2 separate regions of the Homo sapiens genome follow, and region 1 is linked to region 2. The links are chromatin loops, found by intact Hi-C in ENCODE. Cell type or tissue: B cell. All regions are shown on one strand.

The links. Hi-C counts contacts between places; a loop is a spot of excess contacts. Peaks named below come from ENCODE experiments on the same cell type or tissue, not always from the same donor. Only the 100,000 strongest peaks of a DNase experiment are listed, where the experiment ranks them.
Region 1: a loop joins it to region 2, with 16 times the contacts of the local background. A loop is called at or near these places in 45 of 110 quality-filtered maps.

The regions. Positions count from the first base shown.
Region 1 is chr12:69,384,029-69,392,028 of GRCh38, forward strand. YEATS4 (YEATS domain containing 4) reads left to right here. Exons shown (of 7, transcript NM_006530.4): 7 at 6,119-6,842. The coding sequence ends at 6,288. Among named protein-coding and RNA genes, the nearest start is that of YEATS4, 28 kb to the left of the region's middle. In B cell, CTCF peaks have their summits at 4,587 (motif pointing right) and 4,793; a DNase peak (open chromatin) is centred at 4,533.
Region 2 is chr12:69,566,354-69,574,353 of GRCh38, forward strand. FRS2 (fibroblast growth factor receptor substrate 2) reads left to right here. Exons shown (of 9, transcript NM_001278356.2): 5 at 2,652-2,743; 6 at 3,978-4,164; 7 at 4,923-5,081; 8 at 5,765-5,928; 9 at 7,652-8,000. The coding sequence starts at 2,678. Among named protein-coding and RNA genes, the nearest start is that of MIR3913-2, 14 kb to the right of the region's middle. In B cell, CTCF peaks have their summits at 4,660 (motif pointing left) and 4,860; a DNase peak (open chromatin) is centred at 4,638; H3K27ac peaks cover 4,149 bases.

The DNA of each region.
Region 1 (8,000 bases), 180 kb before region 2:
ATAAAACACTTGATTAGGACTTAAAAGATCTGGGTACTAATTATAATTTTGTGACTTAGGTAGTCATTGAAAATTTGTATGCTTTAGTTTCTTTATCTGCAAAAATGTTATGAACATAAAACAGTTAAGTATATGATCACTTTGAAAAGGTGAAAAGCACTACTGTGCTTCATTATTGATCACTCTCTTCTTTCTCTCATACCATGAAATGTGCCCATTCATGGCAGAAAATTCTCTTTTAAAATTCAAGTGCTCACATTTTTCTGTTTTTGACAAAACTATCATTTATTTATGTATAACAAGTAGTTATAAATAATATGTTTTGTGAAAAGGCTATAAATCTGTTTCAATGTGTTAAATCTTACGTATGGAGCTGTATAACCTTGGGAAGTTTTTATCAATAAATTAAGTTTTCTGTGTGATCTTTAGTTCATTTTCTTAACAGTACCAAATCAATAAGGAAGAAAAGTCTAATTCCATAAATGGTGTTGGCATAATTGGTAAGCTTTTGGGAAGAAAACTTAATTTTGATCATCACTTCATAGTACTTACCAAAACAAATTCCAGTTTAGTTAAAGATATTTAAATGTTTTTTTGAAAATCAGCCAGCCTGTTTTTTGAAAAATTAGATTACTGGCTATCCTGGCTAGGAAGGACTTTCCAAATTTAAAGTGTTAGGAAAAATCACATTAAAATAAGGATAGACTTTATTAAGTATATTTAATTTCTGCATTTCCAAAAGGCAAAGAAGAAAAGTTTGCAGAAAATATGGCAAAGAATTAATGTTTTTTTAAATGCTAAAATTGATAAATAGAAAAACCTGTTAAACCTCAGTAGATAAATGGGCAGAAGGTATGGACAGACAGATAGAATAAGAGATCACCAGTAAATAAAATGATAAAATATCTGGCCCTGCTAATAATTTTAAAAATGCAAACCAAACAGTAGTGAATGACTATATTTGTCCTATTAAATTAGCAAAAGCATTTTTTTTTCCCCTAGAGACAGGTTCTCGCTCTGTCACTCAGGCTGGGTTGCAGTGTCATGATCGTAGCTCACTGTAGCCTCAAACTTGGGGGCTCACATGATCCTCCTGCCTTGGCCCCCTAACAGTAGCTAGGACTACAGGTATGTGCCACCATGTCTGGCTAATTTTTTTTTTTTTTGTAGGGGCAGGTTTCTCCACCTCAGACTCCTAAAGTACTGGTATTACAGGCATGAATCACCATGCCAGCCAGGAATTTTAAATAGTTGTACCGATTAAGAGTAAACTTTGCACTCTCATGAATTGTTTTGTGAGTATAAATTTAGCTCTTTAGGAAAGCTATCTGGGAATATTAATCAAAGGTCTAAAAAATATGTATAGTTTTAATAATCTGAGGGCATATGATAGTCAATATTTAGTAATAATAAAATGCCAGACTTATTCAGTGCTTACTATTTGTATTCTTCTGAGTCTGTACATGTATAAACTCACTTAATTCTATAACAGCTTTATTAGGTAATATTTAGAAAAGGAAACCGAGGTATAAGGAGGTTAAGAAACTTGCCCAGGGTCACACAGCTAGTTAGTAGTAGAATCAGAACTTGATCCCTGGCAGTCCTCAGAACTTAGGCTCCAAAAATTTAATAGTATTTTTATAGAGAGAATATTTATTATGGAGTATATTGGAAGTTTAAGCACTAATGATCTAGCTTTTTAGTTGCTTCTTCAAGAAATAGTAAAAATGATAGTGAACACTTAGTGAGAGCTTACTATGTACCTGACAAGCACTTTCCATTTCTTAACTTATTTAATACTCTAAAATAACCCTAGGAGGAAGATACTATGATTAGCACCATTTTGTAGGTAAAAGCTCTAGAAAGATTTGATAACTTGCCCAAAATTACCCAGTAGAGCCTGCATTTTAAACCCAAAATCTGTCCACTTAACTAATAAGTTGTAAAAAGCCTGATAGTCTGTCTCCTAACCAGTATGCTGAACTGACTTTATAAAAGTAGTAATTCTTTGGATTTGTTTTCTCGAAATTGAGCTTCATTGGGAAATTAAAAACAGAAACTTTTCTTTTTTTGTATAAGCATTTAACACATAGGAAGCAGAACACTGGAACAAGCTAAAAGAAGTTTTAAAATGTTTTCCCCCAGGATCTCATTGCTAATTAACTCATGTCTTCTTCCAAACATCTAGTGCCCTTCGCAGTCTTACAAGTTGTCAAAAATAAAAGTATCATGAATCAAACAACAAATCTATGTTATATCTACAGTGAATGCTGTCCTTCTGACAATTGAGTTAATCAGGTCTCCCTGGCTAGTTTTAAAACTACCGCTTACAGCTATACAGGACTCCTTGTCTTTATGCTGCTTCCTGGGCCTGTATGCCCACTTCATTTACCTAACTCCTTTCTCATTGTTTAAAATTCAGTTTAGATGTTACTACTACCAAGAAGCCCTCCTTCATAAAACTCACCCTTTCTACTTGATTTGAATCCAGTCTACTCTTGTCGTTCCCTATGATTACCTCATAACATTAGTGCATTTTTTTCTTACCTGTTTCCTGCCTCTGTACCCCAGCATCTAACAAAGCGCATATCATTCAGTGTGTTTTTTAAATTGATGTGGGGAGAGAGGGTATAGGGGAATACAAATTTCTGCATAGTAAAAAGCACTGGGAACAAAGTCTAAAGACTGACAGGCCATAGAAAAATGTACTCATGTCACAAATGACTAGTTTCTTAACATACAGTAGTCCCCCTTTATCTGGAGAGGACACATTCCAAGAACCCCAGTGGATGCCTAAAACTACAGATAGTACCAAGCCCTATATACTGTTTTTTCCTATACATATATACCTATGATAAAGTTTAATTTATAAATTAGGCACAATAAAAGATTAACAACACTAATTAATAAAATAGAACATTATAACAATGAACTCTAATAAAAGTTATGTAAATGTGTGCTCTTTCCCCACCCCACCCCCCAAAAAAATCTTATTCTACTTTTTACTCACCTATTTTCAGACCGCTATTGACAGTGGCTAACTGTAAGCATGGAAAATGAAACCATGGATGAGGGGGGACTACTGTATAAAGCTGTATATAGCTCTTACAAATCAATAAGAAAGGCCAATAACCCAATAGGAAAATGAGCAAAAGGAAAACAGATCATTTGTAGAAAGGGAGAAATGTCTCAAACATTATAAAAAAGATGAGTCAGCCCCAATAGTAATAAGATGAATGCGAATTACAGAAATACTGTTTTTAACCTTTCAGGTTAGGTAAGACCAAAAAGTTGATGCAGTAGGGAAACAGACACAATGCTAATGGGATTATAAATTGGTAGATCCTTTTGAGTTGCTTGATGTTCTTCCAGAATTACAAGTACATATATATTCTATAACAGTTCCATTTCCAGGAATTTATCCTACAAATATACTAAAATGATTATTTACAGCATACACATTATTGCATTGTTTGTAAAAGAAAAAAATGGAGATACTCTGAGTGTACATCAATAGGGGGCAGACTAAATGAATTTTATTTATCCATTCAATTAGGTCCTCTGTAGTCATTAAAAAGAATGAGACAGCTCTGTGTTATAGGGTGAGCTTCCAGATATAATGTTAAGTGAAACAGCAAGGTGCAAAACAATGTGTATAGAATGATACCACTTGTGTTGGGAAGAAGAAGAAACTGCACTTGGGTATATGCTTTGTATATCAGCAGACTATTTCTGGGAAGATATCAGAGAACACAACAGTGATTATCTCTGGGAAGAAGCACTGATTGGTCATGGCAGGCTGGGGAACAAGTGTAGTAGAAGGGCATATTTTTTCACTGTCTACTCTTTAATCTTTTAATTTGTAATCTTGTGTGTACTACCTATGTATAAAAATAATTTGTAAAAGAATGAAAAGAATTACAAAGTAAAATATGAATTGTTTTGACAATCACAAAAAGCAAGTCACCAGCAATGAGCAAAATAAGGAAAGAACTCATTAATATTCATTGAATTTTTTTATTTTTTTTATTTTTATTTTTTTTTTTTGAGGCAGAGTCTCGCGCTGTCGCCCAGGCTGGATGGAGTGCAGGGCGCGATCTCGGCTCACTGCAAGCTCCGCCTCCTGCGTTCACGCCATTCTCCCGCCTCAGCCTCACGCGTAGCTGGGACTACAAGTGCTCGCCACCATGCCCAGCTAATTTTTTGTATTTTTAGTAGAGACAGGGTTTTACCGTGTATTGCATGTTTTTTATGTGCTAGATGCTTTACATATAATTACTTCATGTAATCTTCGTAAATCCTCTGAGAAATACCTAGTTTTAGCTGTATCGTACAAAGAGATTGATGGAGCCTTAGAAATGTTAGCATTCGGCTAATAAGGAAGCAAGGGTTTATTTGAAATCAGATCTTTTCTGTTTCCATAGTTGGGTTTTTTTCCCACCAAACCATCTGGCTTCCAATTAGTGACCATCTTTTATTAGTGAAAGTAAGTATAAGTGTACTTTAATAGTGAGCAGCAGTTACCAAAAATGTCCACAAGATGGAAATGTTAGACACAAGCAGATATTTTTCTTTGTAAAACATCATGCTACATATCCAAGTGGCATATTTAAATAGATGTGTCCTGTTTTGCAGTAACATTTCTTTAGTACTTTGTTATAGATAGATAGTTTCAGATATCACTTAATGTTTCTCTTTTCTCATAACAATAGTTGATAGGGCTTTTTCTGTACCAGGCAGTATTCTGGGTACTTTACATAAATTAATTCATTAAGTCTTCTCAACAGGCTGGGTGTGGTGGCTCACACCTGTAATCCCAGCTGCTTGGGAAGCTGAGGTGGGATAATCACTTGAACCCGGGAGTGAGAGTTTGCAGTGAGCCAAGATCACACCACTGCACTCCAGCCTGGGTGACAGAGTAAGATCCTGTCTCAAAAGTTTTCTCAACAAATAATATTATGAAGTATTTGCCATTATCATTTCTGTTTCATAAGTGAGGAACATAGGTGAAATAGCTTACAGTGTCACAGCTAGTAAGTGGCAGAGCTGGGATTCAAATTTTAGCAGTTATTGCCACCTATTTGAAAAAAAGATATTGGCTTGTATTGATAGTGTGATTTTGTTTATAAGTTTCACCTGGGCCGGGCCTGGTGGCTTATGCCTGTAATCCCCGCACTTTGGGAGGCTAAGGAGGGCGGATTGCCTGAGCTCAGGAGTTCGCAGTCAGCCTGGGCAACACGGTGAAACCCCGTCTCTACTAAAATACAAAAAATTAGCCGGGCATGGCAGCATGCACCTGTAGTCCCAACTACTCAGGAGGTTGAGGCAGGAGAATTGCTTGAACCTGGGAGGCATAGGTTGCAGTGAGCTGAGATCATGCCACTGCTCTCCAGCCTGGGCGACAAGAGCGAGACTCCATCTCAAAAAAAAAAAAAAAAAGTTTCACCTGTATATAAATTTAAGAATACTTGTAGTTAACGCTTCCCCCCCACCCCCACCCATTAAGACAGAGTCTCACTCTGTCGACCAGGCTGGAGTGCACTAGCGTCATCTCAGCTCACTGCAACCTCTGCCTCCCAAGTTCAAGTGATTCTCATGCCTCAGCCACCAGAGTAGCTGGGATTACAGGTGTGCACCACCACGCCCTGCTAATTTTGTATTTTTGATAGAGACGAGGTTTTGCTATGTTGGCCAGGTTGGTCTCGAACTCCTGACCTCAAGTGATCCACCTGCCTTAGCCTCCCAAAGTGCTGGGATTACAGACATAAGCCACTGCGCCCAGTCACCTCTCATTAGCTGATGTATCTTGGGTTTGTGTGCCCCCTTATTTCAATCTTAATATGTGTATGGAAAAAAGGACATTATGTCTTAAAATTTTAACTGTGAGTTGGTGACCAGAATTTTATTTTTAGTTGTAGGAAACATCTTAGATCCTCTCTTGGGAATTCAGACATTCTTCCCCTCCCCCAACCTGCACCCATGTTTAATGTTGTAATTCTTAAGTTATCCACATTTCATCATGGAAACATTGTCGTCAGGAAATGCCATATTTATTACCCTGTCATATATCTTAAACATGTGAGAAAAATACTTTAGTAAAAGTATTTGTTTTCTTTAGTTGCAGAGCTTGAAGTGAAAACCAGAGAAAAATTAGAAGCTGCTAAGAAAAAAACAAGCTTTGAGATTGCAGAGCTTAAGGAGAGATTAAAAGCAAGTCGTGAAACTATAAATTGTTTAAAAAATGAAATCAGAAAACTTGAAGAAGATGACCAAGCAAAAGACATATAAACAGTTCTCATGAGAACTTGGTAGTAAGCTAAACTGAAAATAAGGTGGGCTTCACTGGAGAAATGGACTTACTGCAAATGCTGTGATGTTTCTTAGAGGAACTTCATATACAGCTGTTGACCATGAATTTCTTAGCAATAGGAATTTGTACTATTTAAGCAATCTTTAATGGAAAATATGTGTGTAAGAATGGATGCTATATAGGTATTTTACCAACCCATTTTAAGAAAATTCTATGATATTAAGCACAGTTTTTAAAAATGTTTATTGTAGTATATGTATAGCTTATTACCCTTTTGACAGGCATCAAAATTTCATTATAAAGTATTACTTGTACAAATTTTGTACTTCTTTAGTGGCTAGAATTAGTGAAGAAACTTAATGTGTATATTTAATTTCTTCAAGTTCTTACCTGCCCCCATCCTTTTTTGTATATGATGTGTCCAGTAAGTATTCAATAAATGTAGTTTACAGATCCTATTTCTCCCTCCTGATGTGTTTCTTCCTCTTTGAAGACTTTCTGGAACTCCCTCAATACAGTTAAAGTATCTTTATAGTATTGTGACATCACATCTCTTATTGGCACTCATTGTCGCATGTAGAAGCTCTTTGATGGTAAAGATTATATCTTAAGTTTTGTTCTGCCTATATCATAGTGTCATTATTCTTCACATACAAATATATTAATTCTTAGGGGCCAGGCATGGCGGCTTACGCCTGTAATACCAGCACTTTGGGAGTCCAAGGCAGGTGGATCACCTGAAGTCAGGAGTTCAAGACTGGCCTGGCCAACATGGTAAAACCCCATCTCTACTAAAAATACAAAAATTAGCCAGGCATGGTGGCACATGCCTGTAATCCCAGCTACTTGGGAAGCTGAGGCAGGAGAATTGCTTGAACCCAGGAGGCAGAGGTTGCAATGAGCTGAGATCACGCCACTGCACTCCAGCCTGGGCGGCAGAATGAGACTTCATCTCAAAAAAAAAAAAAAAATTAAATCTTTCATAGAGACATATGGGAAGCAGCTGCAGCTGTGCATTAGCTTCATGCACTACTCCTACCCTCTCCTCTTTAGCCTCTTCTGTTCAAATCCACACAGCAAGTCCTCTACTTTTAGACTCATCTACTTTTAACATTCATTAATACCTAATCTTTAAAGGTATGTTGGCTGAACCATCTTGGCAACCTAGGAACAAAAATACTTTTTTATCTGTCTGCCCTGATGGATTGGTTACTTTTTACTTTGTGGCTTTATTTTTTAAAGTTGTGACTTTTGCAATTATTATGGAGGATGTACAAAGGCCTCTGTGGTCTGAAATTTCGGCCAGAGCCCTCTGGGGCTTGATGGTGGTACTTTCAATTGTGCCAGGCATCATTCATTTTCTCTGCACCTTTTATCCCCATGCCTACCTGCCAGGCTTATCATGATAAGATTTCCCAAGTATCGCATAGGGCCTGGGGATAGATCAGGAAAATAACATGAGGGAAAAGCCCCATTCTACTTGAGGAGTTGGCACAGGCAATCATTATTCTAGTCAGCTGCCCACGAATGTATTGGTTCAAATGTATTGGTTCATAAAACTAAAGTCCATGTAGGTAGGTCTGACTTCATGCATGCATACAAGGGTTCAAAATATGTGGTCATGGCTCAATCTTACTCTCTATTGGCTCTTATTTCTTTGTTGGCTTTAATCTTGGTAGGATTTCACTGT
Region 2 (8,000 bases):
ACAAATATGTACTTTCAAGAAGACTTTTAAAAAATGTCTCTATCAATTATCCCTTTACTTAAAATTTCTTATATTACTCATCCTATAATTTATTAATATTAAACATTTACTATTTTTTAAAAAATTAAATGTTTATAGAATATGTGCCATGTCTGAGGCAGGAGAATCTCTTGAACCTGGGGGGCGGATATTGCAGTGAGCCGAGATCACGCCATAGCACTCCAGCCTGAGCAACAAGAGCGAAATTCCGTCTTGGGGGATTTAAAAAAAAAAAGAATATGTGCCATGTAAGTTGGTATGCTTAGTGCCCTGGAAAATGAACAAGACAAGATTTCCTGTCTTTAAAGAGATCACAGCAAAGTGGATGGTGCAGAAAGATAAACATTGCAGTAGAGTACGATAAAGGCCACAATAGAGTTATGCCATTCTATTGTGGGAACACTAGAGGCAGGCTATCTTCGAGTTAACTGGAAGATCAAGTCTCAAATCTAGGGAACATGTCCCTAGCTTGTTCAGGCTGCTTTATGGTTGGGCCCCATTTGTCTTCCAGTCTACCCTGTAGTCCAGTCATACTGAACGCCTCACTTTCTCCTGAATGTGGTGTGACACTTCATGACTTTTGTCTGTCTCAGGTGCTTATTTCTCTTTATTTTGCTTAGCATGTTGTTTCTGCTCTTCTTTTAAATCCCAGCTCAATTAGTGCTTCCTGTCCTGCCTAACCCAGAAAGTTAGTTGTTCCCTTTCATGTGCCCACAGTACTCTGCTCATATCCTAATATAAGGTTTATCGCAGTGCATTATCTATTTACATCTCTCTCTCTCTCTTTCTCTCTCTCCCCCTTGATACTCACAGCTCTTCAAAGACAAAGATGGTGACTTATGTGTCCTTGTACTATGATACTTAGCTGGCATATTAGTTAAAGCAAAAATACCAAATATCATGAGTCTTAATTAACTTTACTATTATATGTTATCATATACACTCTTGGTTTATACGCTAGTACACTTTTTCATTTTCTTAATACTTATACCTGCTAGGGATCCTTCACATTTGTTTAATACAGTCCATTTAAATCACAGGTCCTATAGCACCTTCTGTATGCTAGGTATCGTGTTAGGTACTAGGAATGTAAAAATGAGTAAGGTTCATCCTTGCTGACAAGGGGCTCACAATGGAGGAGAAAAGACAGATAAACAGATACCTGCCACAATTTCTACTCAGTACAAAGTGTGATAGATGCTATGATACTAGGAAGCCCAGGGTGCTTTGGGTTAGCATATGCATGACGGTCATACATAATAGTATAACTTGCCTAGTTGCTTGGAGTCAGGGAAAGCATCCTAGAGGAACTGCACTTTGAGTTGAATCTTGAGAAAGGAAAGAAGCAGAAAGGGAGCAGCTTGGAAGGATGTGAGAGACCAGGATGCTCTGGGGAAACTGCAGCTTGTTTATTCTGACAGGACTAAGAATAGGGCTTGAAACAGAAAGCAGGGAGAGTCTAGACTGGATCTGTTAGACAGGGATTACATTGTATCTGATCGGATCTATCATACTGAAGAGTTTATACTGTTAAACTGAAGATAGTGGAGAGCCACTGAATAATTTTCAACAAGCTTCAATCAAATTTATGTTTGTAATGTTTTGTAGCTTCTGTGCTTCCTTCCCTCCTCCTTTTTCATATATTGTCATATTCTATCTGATTATTTCCCTTGTTTGTAAGTGATGCTTTGGAGTTTTCTTTGTCTGCTCAGTTGGAGTGTTCTTAAACACTCAATGTCAGGTATATAACCACTTACCTCTAACCTTCTATGGGAAAGGAGTATTAAATAGACATGCTATATCAGTTTTGCCAGTATTCTGTGTGTTACTTTACTGCTTAATTTTGAGTTGTCTTTCTCTCTTACCAATGCGCTATTCGAAATTTGATTTTGTTTTAATTACCAATGAACTCTTGTCTTGTGGAGACATAAAAGATACTACAATGAGTAACAACAGTCAAAATACCTGCCAAGCCAGAAGTTCACCATCCCTTTGGTGATTTTTTATTTAAAGAACAAGCCAGGTCTGGTAGTCCTGTAGTCCCAGCTACTCAGGAGGCTGAGGCAGGAGGATCACTTGAGCCCAGGAGTTTGAGCCCAGCCTTGGGCAACATAATGTCTGCCTGCCTGCCTGCCTGCCTGCCTGTCTCTGTGTCTCTGGCTGTCTCTCTCTCTCTCTCTCTGTCTCTCTCTCTCTGTCCCTCTCTGTCTCTCTCTCTCTCTTTAAAGAAGGACATGAAATTCCTGATAAGCCACAAAGGGTTAATTTCATTATTAACTCTTGAACAAAAATTAATTATTTAGGTAATATTATATATGAGACCTTAAGTTGGTTTTTTTTTTAGATGATTTTAGAATAGGTGACCTTTGCAAATTTAACTAGAAATTTGAGATTTGTTTGACATTATTAATGCCTCACAAAATTTATTCTCATTATTACTGAGTAAAATCAACTAGCTAGTTGTATAAAATCTAGCTGCAGCCATATACCTTGTTGGACTTAATTTTCTGCATCAGAATAATGTTTGTGTTAGATGATTTCTAAAGTCTTTTTCTGTTTACAGTTTTTGTATCCTTCATCTAATAAATTTTTCCAAATTATTTTTCATGTAGTGCACACATGGTCTTCTGAAGAAGCCATGGGTAGCTGTTGTAGCTGTCCAGATAAAGACACTGTCCCAGATAACCATCGGAACAAGTTTAAGGTCAGTAAAACTGGTTGAGTTATATATCTTACTGCCTAGTTGGGTGTTCTTCTTTTATTTCACTTAACATATCTTATTTCTGGCTTTTATCACCAAACCTTTCTATTTCCCTTTCTTTCCACCCTGTCTTTCTTGATTTAATAAATGATGACAACATTTTCTTACAGTATGGAATTTTTTTTAGTTTTCCTTCGGTCCTCTGTATCTAATTAGCCATACCGTTCTGGTAATACTGTTTTTAAAATGCCATTTTACGGGGTGCCTTTTCAATCTCATCACTATCTGTCTTTCAGTTATTATTTTCATGTGTGCCTGTGTGATTTCTTAACTGGACTCTACCTCAAGTCACCCTCTGATTCATCCTGTAGTCACCATCAAATTAATCTTCTTCTCTCATCATTCACTAACCTCTTTGCTAAAATTGTGTGGTGTTATTTTACCTGTAGGCTAAATGCTGCTATAGCTGTTTTGTGTCTGATAATTTGACCTCGATCTGTTACAAAGAATAGCCTTGATCACACAAACCTAGGTGTAAGTCTGTCACTTTATAAGCTTTGTGACCTTGGGCAGGTTACGTTATTACTGAGTCTTAATTCCATTTTTGTACAGTGTAGTCTAGGATTGTTATGAGGGTTAAATACATGTAAAGCTCTTTTCCTACTCCCAGGGGAATAGTAACTTCTCCCTAAATGTTACCTACTGCTCTTAGTCTTTGGATGTTTTCTGAAGCTCAGCAGTACAAAGCCTTTCCTCATATGAACTCTGTGCCAATCTATTTTGGTGTCTTTGAAAGGTACTTTTTTTGTTCTGCTTTAACATTGTGTCTTTATGATGTCCCTTTATCTCCTGACCCACTAGATTTCCCCTCTGATTTTATTTTCTGCGTAAATTTATTTATACTAGCGGTCCAGCTAAAGGCCCTCCTCCTCTTAAATGAAGGTGTCTCAACAACCTTAGACCACACTTCCTGCCTTCTGCAGCCTCTGTTGCATTCCTTTGTCAATTAATCATACACTTTTGTGGTATTGACTTTGTGTTTCTACATTTTGTTTCCCCAGTGGGAATGTAAATTTCTTACAGATCTGAACTGGGTGTTACACGGCTACGTAGTCCATGCCTGATACACACATTGGTTGATGAATGAACTAACAAATTACAAATAACTAATTAGCAACAATGCATTTTCCTGACGAATTGGTGACATATTTGCATGACTGTCACCTTCTTTTTTTAGGTCATTAATGTGGATGATGATGGGAATGAGTTAGGTTCTGGCATAATGGAACTTACAGACACAGAACTGATTTTATACACCCGCAAACGTGACTCAGTAAAATGGCACTACCTCTGCCTGCGACGCTATGGCTATGACTCGAATCTCTTTTCTTTTGAAAGTGGTCGAAGGTGTCAAACTGGACAAGGTAGAACCTTTGTTTTTTTTCCCAAATATTGTATTTGAAATTGTTTTTTCAGCTATTCTGTATACAAAGATTAAATTAATATTTTTCTTCTGAAAAAAATCCCAAAATAAACAGATTGTTAAGGAAAGATATAGTATACTGTGTATTAATTTATCAACTGTTTATTAAGCACATTGTCTATGTGAGAAATTTTGGCTCATGTCAACTTTAAGATTTTTCAGTAAATGATTGGGTCAGCTAAATTGACTAAGTGTCTTTATCATTGATTTTTTTACTACCTACTACTTGAATGGCCTTGACAAGTTACAGGACTTCCATTGAATGTTAAATTTCTTCTCTATAAAAGGGAAATGGTAATACCTATCTTTTAATTATTGTAATAATTAAACAAGATAACAATTGGAAAACACCTAGGGACTTTCCAAGGGGCCTGTTACATGGCAAATGATCACCTTGGAATAGTGAGTTGGGCTCCCCCTGCTGTTAAGAAACAGACTAGCGTAAGTGCGCAGGTCTTGATTTCATTAGCTTTATTTTGGGCCATCTCCCTTAGATGAATGAAAATTATTCTGTGAACTTTTGGCGGGGGTTTGTTTTGAAACAGAGAATAATCATTAATTTATCAGATATTTATTTAAAAGGGATTTCTGACTCGGTGCGTAGAATGCTTACTTTACAATTCTGCTGTTTGTCAAGTGTTCCTATAGTTTTTTTTAAAGGTATGTTAACTATTTTTCCCTTTTGGTTTATATTTGTAGGAATCTTTGCCTTTAAGTGTGCCCGTGCAGAAGAATTATTTAACATGTTGCAAGAGATTATGCAAAATAATAGTATAAATGTGGTGGAAGAGCCAGTTGTAGAAAGAAATAATCATCAGACAGAATTGGAAGTCCCTAGAACACCTCGAACACCTACAAGTAAGTACCCCTTTTCCCTTTCACATTTTGAATAACAGACGTTTAGTTGTAAGCTATAGATTGTGGGTATTTAATCAATAACACACTAGAAATCACCACTGGATAACAGAAGTATAATGGTTGTCAGTTTTTAAAAACAGCTGTAGGCCGGGCGCAGTGGCTCACGCCTGTAATCCCAGCACTTTGGGAGGCTGAGGCGGGCAGATCACTAGGTCAGGAGATCGAGACCATCTTGGCTAACACTGTGAACCTCCATCTCTACTAAAAAAATACAAAAAAATTAGCCGGGCGTGGTGGTGGGCACCTGTAATCCCAGCTACTCGGGAGGCTGAGGCAGGAGAATAGCATGAACCCGGGAGGTGGAGCTTGCAGTGAACTGAGATCATGCCACTGCATTCCAGCCTGGGCGACATAGCAAGACTCCGTCTCAAAAACAAAACAAAACAAAACAGAACAAAAAAACACAGCCGTAGTTCTAAGTACTTCAAATATTTAAAAAATGAAAACATTCAGTATTTCATATTAGGTAAAATATGGAGTTGGGGGTAATACTATTTGTGCTCTGATTTCTGCTGTCTTGGCAGAAAGACCTCCTATAATCCTCAGTACAGATTCGATTCTTACTCATTTTTATTCTCTCTGCCCCGCCCCCCTTTTCCTTAAACCAATAAACAAAAACTCAGCTCCAGGATTTGCTGCTCAGAACTTACCTAATGGATATCCCCGATATCCCTCATTTGGAGATGCTTCATCCCATCCGTCAAGCAGACATCCTTCTGTGGGAAGTGCTCGCCTGCCTTCAGTAGGGGAAGAATCTACACATCCTTTGCTTGTGGCTGAGGAACAAGTAAGCATGTGCTACTGTGTAACAGCAATAATGATTGTTCAGAGTTAGGGTATCACTGTGCTAATACTGGAAGATTTTATTCAGCTTGAAGTTTAACTTTATCTGTTTGTAAATTACTTTTGTAGTGAACAATCAGAGGAGATAGCATATATTTGCTGGTTTATGCTCAAATATATGCGGGTATTCAGGGGAACTTACCATTACAGTAGCTTGTGGGTTCACAGAAGAGGTACATCTATAGATTAAGAAAGGCATAACTAATGGTCAGTTCCCATTATAAGAATGTCCAATGGATTAAGAGTTTATGCTGCTTTTCATATTTTAGCCATTATAGTCAGTGAACTACGAGTAGGAAGGTAGATTTTGCTGTTAATGTTATGGAGTTATTTAGTGTTCCCGAGTATGCTAGTTTTCATGTGTGGAATGAAGTATCTGGTTGGAACCTCTGTATTAATTAGTTATACTTATGTTTTGTAAACCATATGTCACATTAAAAAGTTTTTAGTGTTTTTAAAATCAGTTTCTTTGTGTTCTTTACATAATGAGTTGTTATATTATTTACTGTAATTACATGAGTCTTGGTCTGTCGCCCAGGCTGGAGTGCAGTGGCATGATCTCAGCTCACTGCAACCTCCACCTCCCGGGTTCAAGCAGCTCTCCTGCCTCAGCCTCCCAGGTAGCTGGGATTACAGGCGCAGGCCACCACATCCAGCTAATTGTTTCATATTTTTAGTAGAGACCGGGTTTCACCATGTTGGCCAGGCTGGTTTTGAACTCCTGACCTCAAGTGATCTGCCTGCCCCGGCCTCCCAAAGTGTTGGGATTACAGGCGTGAGCCACTGTGCCCGACCCTTGTAAATATTTTTATATTATCTCCCCAAAATACTATTAAGCTTTTCTAAATAGTGATAATTTCTTACTTGGTGGCATTTATTTTATATATATGCATTTTACAGAACTCTTATTAAATCTAGTGGAGTTAATCTTCTTATACATTCAGATCATCAGTAAATAAGGATAAACTTATCTCTTTTCAAAGTCGTTATTTATTTCTGGATCATGTTTTAATGCTTTGAGAACCTCTAAAACAGCAGCAAAATGATAATCCCTATTTTGTTCCTGATTTTTATTTTTTACATAATATTTATCATGTTTAACAATCAAATATAATGTTGCATGTTATTTTATTTTATTTTTTGAGATGGAGCCTCACTCTGTTGCCCAGGCTGATAATGTAATGGTGTAATCTCGGCTCACTGCAACCTCTGCCTCCCGGGTTCAAATGATTCATGTGCCTCAGCCTCCAGAGTAGCTAGGATTACAGGCGCTCACCACCATGCCCAGCTAATTTTTGTATTTTTAGTAGGGACGGGGTTTCACCATGTTGGCCAGGATGGTCTCGAACTCCTACCCTCAAGTGATCCACCCGCTTCAGTGTCCCAGAGTGCTGGGATTACAGGCATGGGCCACTGCGCCCAGCCTGCGTGTTATTTTGAAGTCGTTATTCTTTTATCAAATTAGGAAGACATTTCTACATTTCTCCTTCTCTTTCCACCTTTTTATTAATAAAAAAACAGGTGCAAAAGTTTTGAAGTAAGAGTACATTTGGAGAGAAAGTTAATACAGTTAACTGTTGTCAATAAAATTAACTGATGTGGTCAGGCTTTTTTTCAGTTTTGTTTTTTTAAGTAAGTTAACTAATTCACTTTCTGTTTTGTTTTAGGTACATACCTATGTCAACACTACAGGTGTGCAAGAAGAGCGGAAAAACCGCACAAGTGTGCATGTTCCATTGGAGGCGAGGGTTTCTAACGCTGAAAGCAGCACACCAAAAGAAGAACCAAGTAGTATTGAGGACAGGGATCCTCAGATTCTTCTTGAACCTGAAGGAGTCAAATTTGTTTTAGGGCCAACCCCTGTTCAAAAGCAGTTAATGGAAAAAGAGAAACTGGAGCAACTTGGAAGAGATCAAGTTAGTGGAAGTGGAGCAAATAACACAGAATGGGACACTGGCTATGACAGTGATGAACGAAGAGATGCACCCTCTGTTAACAAACTGGTGTATGAAAATA